Regions from separate parts of the Homo sapiens genome. Here region 2 is linked to region 1. The links are chromatin contacts, found by POLR2A ChIA-PET in ENCODE. All regions are on one chromosome and are shown on one strand. Each heading gives the region's core, a stretch centred on a gene start or an enhancer-like site at or near the end of the contact. The rest is flanking DNA. Distances are from core to core; before and after follow the strand shown. Region 1 has its middle 4.1 kb from the start of NIN. Region 2 holds the start of ZFP36L1 (ZFP36 ring finger protein like 1).

Region 1 (3,212 bases), core at 184-2,683:
AAACAAAATAGTATATATTGGGCTATTTTCTTTAGAAATTGTATGTCTAACCATATTTTGAGGGGCCAATGACTTAGAGGATGGTGATTGTTTAAAAATGTTAGTAAACACTGGGTTTCATTCCATGGCAGCTGTCTGAGTCAGCCATGAGCCCTCTCAGTAGGCGAGTGCTGAGGTGGACAGGTCAGGCCTAAGGCTGTCATGCATCCACTGTGTGATCCTGAGCGGGGCAGCAGACCTTCCTGAACACAGCTTTCCTTTAACCATAATGGAGTTGGGCTGGACAGATTCCGAATCCTCTTCTTGTTCTGACACTGCGTTTGTGGCAGCCAGTAGCCCCGTGTGGCTGGTCTGAACTGAGATGTGCTGCAAGTGCCAAGCACACACCAGGTTTCAAAGGCTTAGAACAAAAACAAATGTAAAATATCCCATTACTACTTTTTATGTTGATTACATGTTGAAGTGATCATATTTTGGGGTATATTGGGTTACATAAAATCTAAAAATTAATTTTACATGTTTCTTAAATGTGGCTGCTAGAAAATTTTGAACTACATGTGTGGCTCACATTATATTTCTACTGAACAGAAATGTTTTAAAATGTATGGTTCTGGGTTGCCATTTCTTTTGTGTGCACATCAAACTCTAGAGAATTCAAAGTAGTCTTGCTTGGGGAAAAATGTTTAATTTTCCATTCAAAACTATTCTAACAAAAAAGTAAAGATTTCATGTCATATTTGTTAAGTGTTTAAGAGCGTATGAGGGAGGGGCCAGGCGTGGTGGTTCACTCCTGTAATCCCAGCACTTTGGGAGGCCGACATGGGCTGATCAGCTGAGGTCAGGAGTTCAAGACCAACCTAGCCAACATGGCGAAACCCCATCTCTACTAAAAATACAAAAATTAGCTGTGTGTGGTGGCGTGTGCTTGTAATCCCAGCTACTTGGTAGGCTGAGGCAGGAGAATTGCTCGAACCTGGGAGGCAGAGGTTGCAGTGGAGGAGCTGAGATTATGCCACCACTGCTCTCCCGCCTGGGTGACAGAGTAAGACTCCACCCCCAAAAATGAAAAAAATAAATAAAAATAAAATTTAAAAGAAGAGTGAATGAGGGTGCAAACGCCAATGTTTCTTAAAGTAACATTTCATTTCCTCCCCCCTTCAAATGAAGCTACAGTGGCAGTCCTTTGGCACTTGCAGTCTTTAAAACAGTAGACCATTGCCAGCATCCAGCCACATGAAAAGGGATAATTCCAAAAGTAAAGATCAACCCCCCACCCACCCATCCCATGTATACATATGCAACATCTCTTCTCCACGTGAATGCCAAGTATTTGGAAAGTACCTAAGTGCTCAGCCCATGGGATCCAAAAGACACATGTGCAATAACCACTTCCTGCTATGCTTCAGTTGCTGCGCCAAACAATGAACAGAGAGACAAGGCATTCAATACACATGAGGACTGATGATCTGGGCTGAAAGAGCAGCAGAGGGAAGATTAGAAGGTCCACATGAGCAGAGTGGAGGGAGGGTAGGTTTCCTGCAGACACTGAGGATACATACCTTTGCATTGATCAGGAAGGACCTTGAATGTCAGGAAAAAGATCTAGGACCTGAAGTGAAAAGCAATGGTCAGAATGATCAAATGGAAGCCACGTTTTAGGGAAATCATTGCTCTCTTCTTCCCATGCTGTAGCGTGTGTATGTCCCCCAACTGGAGAATGTAATTAGAGTCCAATGCCACCTAACATCACTCCTTTACTGTCTCATGAGTGCATATTTTTACCTTCCCAAAAGAGAATGATGCATTCCTCAAGGGTAAGAACCAAGGTTGATTGTTACTTCATTTTGTTTTGTTTGAGACAGGTTCTCACTCTGTCACCAGGCTAAAGTGCAGTGGTGTAATCGTTGTTCACTGCAGCCTTGACCTCCTGGGCTCAATCGATGCTCCTATGTCAGTCTCCTGAGAAGTTGGGACCAGAGGCACGTGCTACCCAGCCTGGCTAATAAAAAAAGAGGAGTAGAGAAGGGGGGTCTCACTGTGTTGCCCAGGCTGGTCTTGAACTCCTGAGCTCAAGCCATCCACCCACCTTAGCCCCCAGAAATGTTGGGATTACAGGTGTGAGCCACCATGCCCAGCCTGATGTTTATTTTGAACATTGTGTGACTTTCAGGACAGTATTAGGCACAGGGTAGGCAATCAATGCTTACTTTAAAAAAATAAATTGTATGGAATCCTGGTTTCCTCTTCTTTCATTTTCTTCATAAGGAAAATGAATAGAGAATCCTAATTTCTAATAGGTGTCCCCCAGGGGCAAAAGTGTAAATCAGTTTGCCTTCTGTCACCTTCCCTTCCCTTTCCTATACTTTTCCTCTTTCTTCCTGGGTTCTTAACCACCAACATTTTGCTGCTGGAACTCTTAAGTCCCTGACTTGTATGTCTGGAACTCAAATTTCTCCCTTTTTCCTTTCCTCATTCATTTTCCTTAGGGCCTTGGGGAGATCATTGATGTCCCTTTCTTTCACCGAGTGAGTTCCTGGGCCAAACTATAACTGATCATCTACTTTAACAATCTGGCTGTCTTTGACACAGCTCTGCAACTTGCCTGAAAACTGTCCTGCTGAGTTCAAATGGTCACAGAAATAAGAAAGATATCGATTAAAGAAGTTTAGAAGGAGCCAGGAGTTGCTACATGAGTGACAGGCTGTTTGACTATTCTGTGAATAAAAAATAGTTTATACCCAACTGTGAGTTGGGAGAGGGTAGACTATGTTTGGTTAGAGCCTTTTTTTGGCTAAGAAAAAAAAAAATAACTTTTCAGGTTCCAGGAAATTTACAAAGCCTGACTTTTTCTCTCTCTTTTTCTCTCTCTCTCTCATTTGTCGTCTTGACTCTAAACTGATAATTTCAAAATTACTTCAAGAAGAAACAAAGAGTAGGCCAGGCGTGGTGGCTCACGCCTGTAATCCCAGCACTTTGGGAGGCCGAGGCAGGATCACTTGAGGTCAGGAATTCAAGACCAGCTTGACCAACATGGTGAAACCTTGTCTCTACTAAAAATTCAAAAATTAGCCAGATGTGGTTGTGCACATCTGTAATCCCAGCTACTTGGGAGGATGAGTCAGAAGAATCGCTTGAACGCAGGAGGCCAGGAGGTGGAGGTTTCAGTGAGACAAGATTGCACCACTGCACTCCAGCCTGGGCGACACAGTAAG
Region 2 (3,212 bases), core at 355-2,854, about 18 Mb before region 1:
ATAATGGGGTGACCTAATTACATCGCAATGGAACTCAATCTTAGCCACTCCGCAGCACCGGGTTTCATAACAGACTCGGCGGCCTCGAGTGCTGGGAAGAAACGTGCGAGGGCCGAGGGGGGCGGCGGAGCCCGCGTGGAAATCGGAAAGAAGCGCAGCCCTGCGACTTCCGCCTGGGTCATCACGCCAGCAGTCGGGCCAAGGCGCAGGGGGCGGGTGGGGGACTCGTTAACTTTTTATTTGGGTGGGCGGCATCCAAACCTAACAGTATATATTTTATCATTTTCAAGGGAGTCATGCTCCATTGCGGGCCCTTCGGTTTCGTGGCTCCCATGTCCCCCTCTCCACCTCCCGCCAAAACGGCGCAGCGTGACAAGCCATATGTTCCACTCCGGTGGGGGCGAGAGAGAAGCAACAATAAGTTAAAAGTGCCGCCTCCCTCCACCTCTTTACCTTCATTCTTACCAAAGTAACCTTTTTTCATTGTTCTAGAGTCTTGAGGTGTGTGTGGGGAGGATGGAGGAGGAGGGAGGGTTGTGGCGCCGCCCAGAATTCGGAGCGCGCGTGGAAAGTAGTGAGTTGCTCGGTGGGCTTTTTCTGGGAGGAAGGGGCATTCAGGAAGGATTAGGGTTTTCTTGACTAAAAAGTTTAAAGATTGGATGCGTGAAAAGAAACGGCACGCCTAGGCCTGGTAAAACAAACAATCGTCCCGGGTTGTGGTCTTTTTTTGCGGCGCCCCCCACCCGCCCACACCCGGAGAGCGCCGGCTGCAAAGCGAGCGCGAGTGTCGACGCGTGCGGCGCACTAAATTGTGCCGCGCTCGCCCCCGCCAGACCATGTCCTCCTGGGGAAAAAGTTTCCCTAGTCCCCCCAGCAGCGCGCCCCACCCTACGCCCCGCTGGAAAAAAAACAGCAACATAAAATCCTAGGCTTGAACATTCTGTGCGTCCCAAATTTCTAATGTCCTCGGCCTGCCCGGTTTGCCGAAGGGAGCCGAGTGTCGAAGAGAAGTCGGGAAAAGGTAAGTTGTGCAGACACTTGGGGAAGTTTCAAGGAGACCGCCAGCTCAAGATGGAAACCGCGGCCCGGGCGCTAAGGACGGGCTTCAGCTCCCGCTGGCAAAAAGAGAAAGTCGAGCCCGCCTTCCTGCCCAACAAAAAACAACAACATGACAACAAGAACCCCGGAGGGAGTGGAATGAGTGACGTCACAGCCGCGCTCTGAGGCTGACAAAGGAGGGGGCGCGCCCCTCCCGCTCTGCGCCCGCGCGGCCCCGGAGAGGGGGCGCCTGAAGCGCCGGGTAGGGAAGTCAGCCGACTTGAAACTTTTCCTCTTAAAGAAAAAAAAAAAAAAGTTGTGCGCGGCTCACAGTGGGGTTTTTTTTTTCCGCCTTCTTTTCTCGTCTCCCCTCCCCCTTCTTCCTTTTGAAAGTTTCTTCTCCTCCCCCTGCCCCCCCTCCCCGCCTGACCGCATGGCTGATTCAACTCCAGTGTCAATCAACTTCTTTTTCCTCCTCTTCCTCATTTAAATAAGTTTAAAGCTCCTCCTCCCCCCGGCCCACCAAATCTGAACTTTATAAATTGGGCTTTGCGCGCCCCAGCCCGGAGTCAGAAAGGCGAGGGGCGCCGGGAACTGGCGTGTGGGACTCCAGACAGGAGAGGCTGCGCCTTCCCCGCACCGGGACCTTCGCGACACACCAGATCCTCGCCCCTGGCTCGCGCGAACGCACAGGATGACCACCACCCTCGTGTCTGCCACCATCTTCGACTTGAGCGAAGTTTTATGCAAGGTAAAGGGGGGCGGAGCATTTGCTTTTCAAAAAGTCTTTTTCTTTTGCCTTAAGAAAGAACCCCCAAAAGTTTGGGTCTTGGAAGGCAATGGGGAAAGTGGTGCAGCGAGATGATTCTTTTCTCCTCCGGCATTTCTCCCAAGTTTGAAGGAATTTGGCCCCGTCCTTCCCACCCTTTGAGTTTCAACAGTTGCTGGCGGGGATTACATGTGAATCTGGAGGCCAGGGTTTTGAGGGGCGAAGTTTGCCTGGCAGGGCAGCCCGGGGGCTTCGGGGGGAGGGCTGGGATTGGGACAAGTTTTGGGCGATCCTGTTTTACGTAACGTGCTGCTGGATCCCAGGTTTGCTGGTCTGATCGGGTTCCCAGTCTGCGCCCTAGGTCTGTCCAGCGGCATTACCCACCCGTGGGGTTGGGAGTGGGAGGTCCCTCGGGGAAGTGAGTCTCGGGACAATGTTTTCCTCCACTCTTTGGGGGGAGCTGGGGATATGCGAGGAAGAAAGGCCAAGTTGTGATTCAAAAAGATGTTGCAGAACAAGTTTGCAGTGGGGCTTGAGTCCGCCCTAGCTCCGTTGGGCTTCTTCCCGCGATAGCCGATCGTGCAGCAAACTTTGGGGTGAAAGAGGCATTCAGGTTGACCCGCTTACCTGTGTTGCCGAGGCATTGCGGCTCATCGATTGCGGGCGGGGTTGGGGGGGGAGGTGGCGACAAAATGCTGGCTTGAACTCGAGAGTCCCGCGAGTAAGGATTTAATGGGGGGCTCCTTAAAACATGTTGCTTGTCAGCCAGTGTTGAAAAAGCAAGTTTTAAACTCGGAATGTTCCAGGACTGCGGTTTAAATGTACATAGCAAAAGTCTATGGATGTTGTTAAATTTCTTTCCAACCTCCCCCTCCCAATTTGAAAGGGTGAAGCTGCTGGGCTACTTTTTAATTGCTGAAGTGTTTTGCCTTCTCTTAACACGTCGGGTCATGTTGCTCTGTTTTCCCAGCTTGCTGCTCCTGTTGGTGCAGCTGCCAACGCCCCAGGGCTGCAGGGTTGGGGTGCAGGGACGCCGAGGAGCTGAAGAGTAGCATTTAAAAAGTTTGAATTTTTCAGCTTCCTTCCCTCCCTGCACATTCCCAAACTCCACTTGCCAGCCCGGCTGCCAGCGCTCCCCAACATTTCTTCCTTCTTTTCTCGACTCTCCCGCTCTTTGATCTATTTCTTTCTTTGGCCCCCCTCCCCCCTCACGACTTTTTAAATGAACCTCATTGTTGGGAACCAGCTCTCGACTGGGTTCCTGTAATCCTCTCGGTGGGGTGGTTGCAGTTACAGATTCCCGGTCCCCCCCTGCTGATCCTAAGGGACCAACATTAGAATTTGCACAATGACACCCACATGGGCTGGGAACTAACTCCTAGGTCCCTGACCTGCACCATTTCCA

What was found. ChIA-PET counts read pairs that join two places held with the same protein, here RNA polymerase II (POLR2A).
Region 2: POLR2A ChIA-PET joins it to region 1 with 10 read pairs in PC-3. The contact joins the promoter of ZFP36L1 here to the enhancer-like site in region 1. POLR2A ChIA-PET finds 5 or more read pairs at or near these places in 2 of 52 experiments (HEK293 and PC-3).

The regions. Positions count from the first base shown.
Region 1 is chr14:50,833,697-50,836,908 of GRCh38, reverse strand. No RefSeq gene overlaps it. Among named protein-coding and RNA genes, the nearest start is that of NIN, 4.1 kb to the right of the region's middle. Within about 2 kb of position 1,433, at least 3 of the 41 ENCODE cell types and tissues checked have a DNase peak (open chromatin) inside an H3K27ac peak, as active enhancers do.
Region 2 is chr14:68,791,459-68,794,670 of GRCh38, reverse strand. It overlaps ZFP36L1 (ZFP36 ring finger protein like 1), which reads left to right and starts at 1,604. Exons shown (of 2, transcript NM_004926.4): 1 at 1,604-1,789. The coding sequence starts at 1,733. RefSeq lists silencers at 1,157-1,356, 1,377-1,446.